Regions from separate parts of the Homo sapiens genome. Here region 1 is linked to region 2. Evidence: chromatin loops called from intact Hi-C (ENCODE). Cell type or tissue: ascending aorta. All regions are shown on one strand.

Region 1 (5,000 bases), 100 kb before region 2:
GAATACAAAATATAAAGACAGACACAATGCTGAAATACACAAAAGGGATGGAAATTCACAAAATAAAAGATTCTGAGAGGGAAACAGTACAGAGAAAAAGGACAGAAAGAGATGGAATACTGTTAGAAAAAGAGAGAGGACGGGAGAAGAGACAAATGGAAGGAGAAAGAGTAGGTACAAAAAGATGTGGGAGAAGAAAAGCATCAAGAGAGACGAAGAGATAAAGAACCCCAGCCCAGACTAGGGGGAGGGAGGAAAGTATAGAAGCCTTGGAAACTGGGAGCCTCCCCACGACCAGGCACCTCCCCAGGGCCTTGCTTCTCAGGTTTCCCCAGTGCAAGGAAAATCCAGGGAAGCCTTTGTGGGCGCCGTTTGTTTGCTCCAGACCTGGATCTGATGATGCTGTTGATTTGGTTTTTAAACAGTGGGTTTGCAGCCTTCTGGGCTGGGGCAGGGGTCTGCTAGCCATACTTAAACCTGAAGATTGGATTGAATTTCGGCCACTTTGATGGTCCTGTAATCGTCTCCCAGTTTTCTAATTTCCAGTCCCCTCCACCCGGCTGGGGGTTGGAAGGGGACTTTAAAAACGCCTTTGATAACGTCTCACAGTTACATATTTCTATAACAATTTTCTCTACCAGATTGTTATGTTTGATGTAGCCCCAGATGTTCTGGGGGAGAAAAAGGGAACCAGTTCCCTCTGTCCCAGCCTGCCAGGCACGGGAAACAGGCGTGGGGAGGCAAACTCAAGTGCTGCAGGACGAGACCCTCCTCCAGCATTCGTCTCTCCTGCCACCCCTACTGCCAGCTCTTCCTCAGCCACACTTTGACTCTTTCACAGGGCCAGAGACCCATCCTGTGCATGCAGCTGTGGTACCACTGGAGCCCTAGATGTCTCTTTTCACCAAATCTTCCTTTTCCTGGATCCCCTTCTATTCTTTCTGCATGGTGACAGTTTGCAGTATATAAACTTCATGCTAATGTCATAGTAGGTCAAATTGGTTCCAGCTGCTCTCCTGGAGACACAGCGGCGTCCTAAGGAGCACCAGAAGACCTTTCTTTCTTCCTCAAACATTTATGGAACGTTACTATGGGAAGGCACTGAGATGGATGCCAAAGTCAGTTAAACATCTCCCACCCTGGAGCTGTGCAGTGTCTACACCACTGGGGAAATGAGACATGTATGTCAGGAACTTAGGCAGAAGCCTGAGTGAGTGTGAAGGATGCAGGAGAGAGAGAGATAAACAAGTGGCTACAGCGTTCAAGGGCAATGAGATGACTCTGGCTGGAGACATCTGAGAAAGCTGTGTGGAGGAAGTAGTGTTTGCTCTGGGTCCTGAAGGACATGCAGGGTTAGGCTGCATGGTGATGGGGAATGTTAGACACTGTGGTAGGCTGATGGGGAGGATATCCTGAGGCAGAGACACTTTCTAGTGCCCCCTCCCCAAACCTGACCTGAGTGGTGGTTGGAACAAGTTCATCTCCTTCAGTACATTTCACCCAACATTTGTTGAAATGAGTAACCAAACTGGGCACGTGTTGGTCACTGGGCATAGGAATGGAGGAAACAGATTCCTGCCTTCCTGGCTCCTGATGGTGTAGATCGCATTCCACAAATCTGCCAGGGGCTAGTCAGGGCTGCTGGGGCAGTGGACGGGGAGGCCAAGTAGACAGTGGGCAGGCCCCACCTCCACTTCAGCCAGACCAGTTTCACTTTTTCATTTTTCATGTACTGGGTTTCCATGAGGAGTTTCCTTTGGACGAAAAGGGTGGTTTTGTGGCAGAGAGAGAGTGAAAGAAGGAAAAGCCCTGGTTCACAGGCACCTGTGCAGTATGAAAACTAAGTGAATAATCTCTGGTTCACAGGCACCTGTGCAGTATGAAAACTAAGTGAATAATCTCTGGTTCACAGGCACCTGTGCAGTATGAAAACTAAGTGAATAATCCCTGGTTCACAGGCACCTGTGCATTATGAAAACTAAGTGAATAATCCCTGGTTCACAGGCACCTGTGCACTATGAAAACTAAATGAATAATCTCTGGTTCACAGGGGCCTGTGCATTATGAAAACTAAGTGAATAATCCCTGCTTCACGGGCGCCTGTGCACTATGAAAACTACCTAAGTGAATAATCACTGGTTCACGGGCACCTGTGCATTATGAAAACTAAGTGAATAATGCCTGGTTCACAGGCACCTGTGCACTATGAAAGCTAAGTGAATAATGCCTGGTTCACAGGCGCCTGTGCACTATGAAAACTACCTAAGTGAATACTTAACGAAAGATTGAGAGCCTGTCAGTAACCAAAGACTATGATTAAGCCATAATCCAATTCTGGACACCTGAGTTTCCATTTACCCCTCCCGCCCTCCACCACGTCCCCCTACCCTGTCCCAGGGTGTCTTCTGTGCCTTTCCTGTGTGTCTGTGGCCTGTGGATAGAGAGTGTACCGGATCGCATGCTACCCTTTTCTCTGGCATGGTCTTCCCGAGTCCTGCTCTTTTCTCCCACGCCCCAGCTGGTTGGGAGTGGCTGGGTTCCAGCTATTCCCAGAACACTCAGGAATCCCATCCTAATGATATCTCAAAGCCAGACCCCAAAGACGGGCGTCCACTGGGCTGAGCTCATACTCCCTCTTCTGTAATATCCCATGAGTTGCAATATGATAAAACGCCACCAGGGTGCAGGACAGAAACATGGGGCTCTGCTGTCTGAGGGCCAGGCTTATTTTCCACATAAAGGGTGGAGAGCTTACTGTAAGCACTGCCCTGTGGCCCCCACCTGCAAGAAGCTTATGGTCCCTCAGTGGCTTCAATGATACAATCCCCTACTCCTTAACTGGGGAGAGGAGTCTGTTGGAGTTGTAGCTGGAACCCCAAGTCTCTTCCAGCACTGCTCCACTTCCTTGCCCCCACAGCACGTCTCTGTGTGTTTCACCTACTTAGCTTCTGCCCAGGGTCCCCACTGGCTTCTCCACTGGCAAGGACCGAGGCCGAAGGAGCCTAGGCTTGGCTCTGCCTCCGCAAGAAGCCCCCAGGCACACATGAGGCATATTGACTCTTGTGGCTTCTCTTCATGTGGGACCTCTGAGGGAACAGGATGCTGGAGCCCAAGGCCAAGGCCTCTCTGCTCAGGGAAGACAAACCAGCTCCTGTCCCACTCCTCCATCCTGGGGACCCCCACCCCCACGCTAGACTGGGGTCTGCCCACAGGCCTGCCTACTTTCCCCAGCTGAGGAGAGGACAGGTCAGCCCCACTGTGCTGGGGCAGGGAGAATGCTGCTTGACAATGAGGCGTGCCCTGCGCATATGGGTGGGTGCTGGCAGTGGTGGCGGGAGGCTGCGAGCATTGACAGGTGACCGAGGGACCCCCATCTCCAGCTGGCCCTCAACACCTTAGCTCCTCAACCAAAAGACATGTATTAAGCACCTCCCTGCACAGGGCCCTATGCAAGGCACCATGGCAGGTGGGACAGTGATTTAGACACCATCCCCACGTGTGTCTGTGGACCCCACACGGGTGCTCTCATCTGACTCTGGCAGGCAGTTCTGTGTGTGGACCACCTAAGACTGTTGAGGGAGGGCTCCCTAGAAACATGCCCCGGGGGATGGGCTGGTGGGGCAGGCAGCAGGGGAGTAAGTGTCCCTTGTGGCTTTGAAGGAAGCATAATCTCCAAGCTCTGGGATAGCAGAGAGCATGCCTGTCGTTTCACTGCTGAATTCCCAGAGCCTGGCAGCAGGCCTGACACACAGTAGGCATTTTGTTAATGTTTGCTGAATGAATAACTAAGGGGGAGAAGTAAGAAGGCATTGAGACAAGGTGGTGGTTGAGCCTGGGACTCTGGAGGGGGTGCAGGTGGCTGGGTTCTGACAGTCCCCTAGCCAGGGCTGCTTCCTGGGTGACCAACCATCCCAGTATTTAATGGGAACTTCTGTGTCCTGGGAGGCTTCTCAGTCTGGGGCAAGCCTGGGTGGCTGGTCACCCTGCTGCTCCTCCCCTTGGGAATGGGCCATACAGTCAGTGCTCCCAGCCCTTTCCCTCCCTGGCCCTTCCTCCACACCCCCTTTCTCTTTCTTCCCTGCCCAGCGGGGTCTCCTCTCAGGAGACCTAGCCTAGCCTTGCCCCAGCCACAACCCCCCAGCCTGACCTCCGGGGCTGCCACTTCCCTTTCACTCGGCTACTCCTGATAAGGAGACTGGAAACAGGTTTGCCCTTTCACCTCTGCATATCTCTCCTCCAGCCTGCGGGTCCTCACATCCTGGGTCATATCCTGCGGGGGCCTGTGCACCACTGCATCAACCCCTGCTCACTTGCAGGCTACCAGCCCGAAGCTTTAGGTGGGAGAGGAGTGTGGGATGAGGGGCAGCAAGGCCATAGCCCTTGGGAGATGGGCCTCTCCTGTCTTGGCTGAGGACAGTCCAGGGGCCTGCTCCCAGGGCACAAAAGCTGGCTGGATAGGAGGGCTGAGCTGACTGATCCCTCCCTGGGATTTTGACTGACATTCTTGATGGAATTGACCGGATGTTTCTCCTTCACAAGAGACACAGCCTTAGGCAGGACAGCTGTGCCTTCCTCAGCCCAGCTGCAGCTGGAGGTGCTGAGAACCCAGAACCCACACTTCCTACTTTTGGTATAACATTGCTGGGCCAAAAGGTCTCCTGAGAAGGGCTGTGGGGGCTTCCACAGGGTCCTGGAGAGGCCGCAGGAGTCGCATCTGATTATCTCCTGACCTCATTCCTCCGGAGCTTTTGTCTCTGCTTGTGTCTGTGGACCCCACACGGGTGCACTCATCTGACTCTGGCAGGCAATTCTGTGTGTGGACCACCTAAGACTCAGAGACCCCTCAGGGTCGGCCCTAGGCCAGGCACTGAAACGTGCCAAAACCCACTCATTTTTGCAGAGTGCACCATCTGGGAACACTGCTGTCCAGAACTTCTACTCCCGTCAGAATGTGATCAGTTGCAGCTATTCTTTAAAAGAGTAATCAGTAATCTTTGCTG
Region 2 (5,000 bases):
GGTGGACAGTGGCACCTCCCCAATGGGGTTGTCGGGAAAGTGCTTAGGACTGCTCCTGGCAAGTGGAGAGCATGTGGTAAATGTTAGCTATTATTATCCTCGTCCCTTGTGAAGGTGACACTGTTCTTGGGCAGCGGGAGCCCAGTGCTCCAGTGCCATCTGGTGCTTCGTGGCCCCGGCTGGCTCCACACCAGCAGGTGCACAGCAGTGCTGAGAAGCAAGGTGTGTGCTCCTGTCACGCATGCGCTCAGGCTAGGGCTCAGCAGCTGCTTGTGGGCTCAAAAGCATCATCATGCCCACGAGTCAAACGCCTTGATACACTTTGTTTCCCTGAGTGAGGAAGTAGTTCAGCCATCATGCTGAAGAATTGGCAGGAAGCTGTTCCTCTGTTTTAGAGCAGACACCCCGAGGAGGGGGCGAGCCGCCTTTTCTGAGGGAAAAGCCCATTGCCCATCCTCCTCTTGCAGTCACATCCTGATGCCTGGAAGGGGCGTGGGGTTTTCTGAATCTGGCCGGGGGTTCATCCTCTGTTGTTGCTTGTTAGAATCATGCACCATCACCCAGGAATCCTGGAAAGAGCCCCTTTAAATGCAAGGAACAATAAGCATTCTGTACTGAAGGTGCCAGGCTCAATTTACCCCCAGATTAGCACTGGGCATCTGTGGTCATCTCCATCAGCAAGAGTACCCCTCTGAGCTGCAGGCTGGAAGGGAGGGTGCCCAGGGACCACCTGCACCAGGCACTTTTCTCCTCAAAGGTCAAGTTCACCCTCAGATGCTTTCCTGGGCCCTATCAACATCAGATTTGGTTCCATCAATTTGCTGGGTGATACGTATGTGGGTGATAGGTATTCATTACACTATCTTCTCTGCCTTTGTACATTTTATAATAAATATTCCATAATTTTTTAGTGGAAAAAGAGCAATCTTAACAAACAAATTTTTTTTCTATCCAAAGTTGTTGAATATTCCATCCTCCAAGAAATCTCCAAGCTATATAGGGCCAGCTCTGATCTGCAGTTTGGGATTGTGGTATCCTCCCAGGAGTGGCTGCCTCCATTTATGAAATTTGACCCTGAAGTGTGACTAGGCTGAGGAATTTATTCACATCTTTATTGATCCTAAACCTTTTAGGTTTAGGGTGTGATGGAAATCTTAATGATGGTATGAATTTGGGTCTCACAGGTAGTCTGGACCTTTTTGTGAAAATGATTGACATAGATAAAAAAGGAAATAATTACCAAAAAAAAAAAAAAAGGAAAGAGAAGAGGAAAGGATAATAAAATGAAGCCAGTATTAAAATAGCCATGTTTTAGAAAGTAGAAGTTTGAAGTCCTAAGATCGTCCTCTTATTCTAGAAGACAGCATCTTAGCCCAAAAGGCTGGTACAACTTTGTAGCCCCTTGTCTGGTCCCTCCTGCTCAGCTCACAACTCATAGAAAAAGGTCAGCTTTTGTCTAGTCTCTCTCTCTCTCTCTCGCTCCCGACTCTTTCCTTCTCTCACACGTGCCAGCACTGTTCATACAAACAGGAGAGGAGATGGGCTCCACCCCTAAGCACAAAGTGTTGAAAGGAAGACGAGACACATAAACCTGTGACGTGGGTATTGACAAGAGCTGTGAGAGCTCAAGGACCAGAGGCAATTAGGAAAAACTTTAAAGAAGAAATGATATTCATGGTGGGTTTTGAGAAATTTGTAGGAGTTTACCAGAAAGTGAGTAGGAGGAAGGGAATTTCAGGAAAAAATTACAGCCTAGGCAAAGGCCAGAGGTGTGCTTTTGAAGAGGAGTAAGTTACCTGCATGTAGAATGTTCAGAACATAAAGGAATGGAAAAAGATTTTCTAGAAGACAGTGGGGAACCATCAGATATTTTTCAGCATGCAAGCGACGTGACCAGAGCTGTGTTCATCTTGTTAAAAAAAAACAAAAACAAAAACAAAAAACCACTTCAGCTAGATTAAATGTAAAAGTTTAATTGAGCAATGAACAATTCGCTAATCAGGCAGAACAATTCGCTAATCAGGCAGAACAATTCGCGAATCGGGCAGCCTTCCGAGCCAGAGTAGGTTCAGAGACTCCAGTGCAGTCATGTGATGGAAGAAGATTTATGGACAGAAAAAGGAAAGTGACTTACGGAAGATGGAAGTGAGGTGCAGAAACAGCTGGATTGGTCACAGCTTGGTGTTTGCCTTATTTGAAGTTGGTTCGAGCAGTTGACCACATTTGATTGGCCAAAACTCAGTGATTGGCACAAGGGTAGGCTACAGTCTGTTTACACCTCCACTTCTTACAGTTCATGATGTACAGAGAAACCTTTAGGCCAAACTTAAAATATCTAAGGAGGCAGCTTTAGGCTAAACTTGATTTAATAATCTCAACATACCTTCTTTTAGAAAATTTCATAATTCTTCCTAGTTAGAACTCACCAAACTGCTCAGAGCCCTCCCATGAGGTGCTGGTTTCTAGCCTAGGAGAAGCGCCCAGGCTCCAGCAGATTGTGGTAGGGCTGTTGTGATTGACATTTGCGAATACCAGAGGAGGCCAGCCAGCATGCCTTCCAGGCATAAGTCACCCTTATGCCCATTTCTGGAGCATTCTTGAAAAATTATTTTTCAAAAACTCACCCAAGAGATGGGAATTAACACAAGTCCTTTCCCAGTGGAACTATGATTGTTTTCTTCTCCTTTTCTATTCTCCAGATTTCTACTAGGCACAGTACAGGCCCCCATTTCCTTATCCACAATACCAAAATCCAAATAGCCATGAAAAACAAAAATTGGTTTGGTTTGGTTTTGATCCTCCAGAACTCACTTGGAAGCAAAATGACCTGCACAGATGTGAGGCTATTTATAGTCTTTATTGATTCACTTGGTGTGAATATTCATATTTTGCTGCAGAAATACTAACGTGTTTGATTACAGGGTGCTGCCCCAGACCCTGCTGGGGGTGATATGTAATTAAGTAGCATATGCATCACATTACCTTTCTAAAATTAAATTAGAAACAAAAGCTTGTATTCCAAAACCAGTCAGCCCCCAGGGCTTTTAGATAAGGAACCGTGGGCCTGTATTACATTTGTAAAGAAGGTAACATTTCATCTTACTTTAAAAACCAGACATCCGCCTATGCAAGGGGGTGGGCCCCCAGCAGTACAGGACAGCCCTGCCCTGTTTCTCTGGTCACCTGGCTCTCCCATGCTCCGCTGTGGCTATTTTAAACCCTTCCAATCCTTCACACCCTCTGACCTTCCTTCCGGCATACTCATCCCCAGCAGATGATTTTGCCTCCTGCTTTACAGGGAAAACAGAAGCTGCCAAGAAACTCCCTCAGATGACAGAGACAGAAACCGACCATAAAACCTGCCTGCAGCTGCCCCATCCTGTCCTCCCTCCCTCCTCTCTCAAATGAGCAGCCCAAGGGTGGTCCTATGGAGGACAGCTTCCCACCCCATCCCGATCCCTACCCTCCAGCTTTTCAAGACACTCCATTGAAAACAAAAACAAAAAAGAAATCAAGACAACATATAAAAATGCAACCCTTTGTTGATTTCATAGCCTTCTCCGGATACTGCCCTTCTCCTGATCCGAGGCTTGCTTCTCCGAGGACCTGCTTACCCACATTGCCTCCATTTCCTCCCCTCTGCCTCTCTCTTTTCTTCACTTCCCCTGGCTTCTTGCCAGGGAGCAACTCCGAGGAAGCCTCTGAAGCCCCCTGTGGCCTCCTGCGTGGACTCCCTCAGGGTCTTTCACTGGCAGCACTGACCCTTCCTCCTCCAGGCTCTGGGTTTTCCTCTTGCCTCTGCTGCTTCTCCTTCTCTGACTCCCTTTCAGGAGACTCTCCCTCTTCCCTGCATTCAGTGTTGGAGATAGGAGCAGGCTTTTGCTTCTTATCCCTCTGTAACTACAGCCACAGCCTCAGCTCCTGCCAGCACACCTGCTACTCAGAAAGTCTATCTCCAGCTTGTCTCTCTCTGGCTCCAGGCTCATCTGTCCAGCGGACCACTTGGCATTTCATTTTAGATGTCTTAAAGACACATTCAGCTCAACCTTTGTAGAACTAATGTCCTGATCCTCCCTGCCCAACACCATCAACCTGTTCCTCTCCCACTGTCCCCATCTCCACCTGCTCAGGTATGCAGGCCAGAGACATGGCCCTCACCTCGGCCTCTCCCTCTCCAGCATCTCCCATCTCCAGTCCATCCCGAAGGTCTCCTTGGTTTGTCCTGCGAAGATCTCTCCATTGGCACCACCCAGCCCCTTAGCAAAGCCACTGTCCCCTCCAGCCTGGACCCCAGAAGCCGCTTCCTCGAAGGTCTGCTGAATCCACTTATTTCTTTTGGAAATGCACATGATTGTGTCCCCACTTCTTTAAACCCCTCGGTGGCTTCTTGGGTTAGGTGCTTTCTTAGGGTGAAGACAGGATCTGTACAGGCCTTTGATCTAACTTCTCTCCTCTCCCAGCCCTACCTGTGCCACCCCCACCTCGTCCTCACTGCTTCAGCCACCCTGGCACCTTCCATTCCCTTTTACACACCATCCTCTGTCCTATCTCAGGACCTCTGTCCATGCTTCTTCCCGAATGTTCTTCCCTCCCCTTGTGGCCTCGCTTTCATCAGCTTTCAAATGTCAGCTTGAGGACCCCTTCTTCTGGGAAGCCTTGCCTGGCCTCCCAACTTGTTCAGATCCCCTTCTTATGGGCTCTCCAAGCACTGGGTGCCCAGCCTTCACAGCCCTTGTCACATTTGCAATTTAGCATTTGTTCGTGGGATCATTTGACCAATGTGTCTCTCTCCAACTAGAATGTAAACTTGGAGAGCCTGATTGCTTCTATTCCCCATGGCCTCTGCATCGCCTAGCACCAGGCCTGGCCCACAGCAGGTGCTCAGAGATTGATGGATGAGTGGCTACATGTCATTGCCACAGGGAGGCCTTGACACCTTATACCTAATAAGTACACAGGGGTGGGCTGGGGAGAGGGTCTCCTCATAGATGCCAAGGGGC

The links. Hi-C counts contacts between places; a loop is a spot of excess contacts. Peaks named below come from ENCODE experiments on the same cell type or tissue, not always from the same donor. Only the 100,000 strongest peaks of a DNase experiment are listed, where the experiment ranks them.
Region 1: a loop joins it to region 2, with 2.8 times the contacts of the local background. A loop is called at or near these places in 1 of 110 quality-filtered maps.

What each region holds. Positions count from the first base shown.
Region 1 is chr1:110,085,579-110,090,578 of GRCh38, forward strand. The region is part of intron 1 of LINC01397 (long intergenic non-protein coding RNA 1397); the gene reads left to right. Among named protein-coding and RNA genes, the nearest start is that of LINC01397, 5.4 kb to the left of the region's middle. In ascending aorta, a CTCF peak has its summit at 2,673; a DNase peak (open chromatin) is centred at 2,672.
Region 2 is chr1:110,185,205-110,190,204 of GRCh38, forward strand. The region is part of intron 6 of SLC6A17 (solute carrier family 6 member 17); the gene reads left to right. Among named protein-coding and RNA genes, the nearest start is that of SLC6A17-AS1, 19 kb to the left of the region's middle. In ascending aorta, no CTCF peak of the experiment used is centred here; DNase peaks (open chromatin) are centred at 2,187 and 2,507; H3K4me3 peaks cover 832 bases; H3K27ac peaks cover 4,350 bases.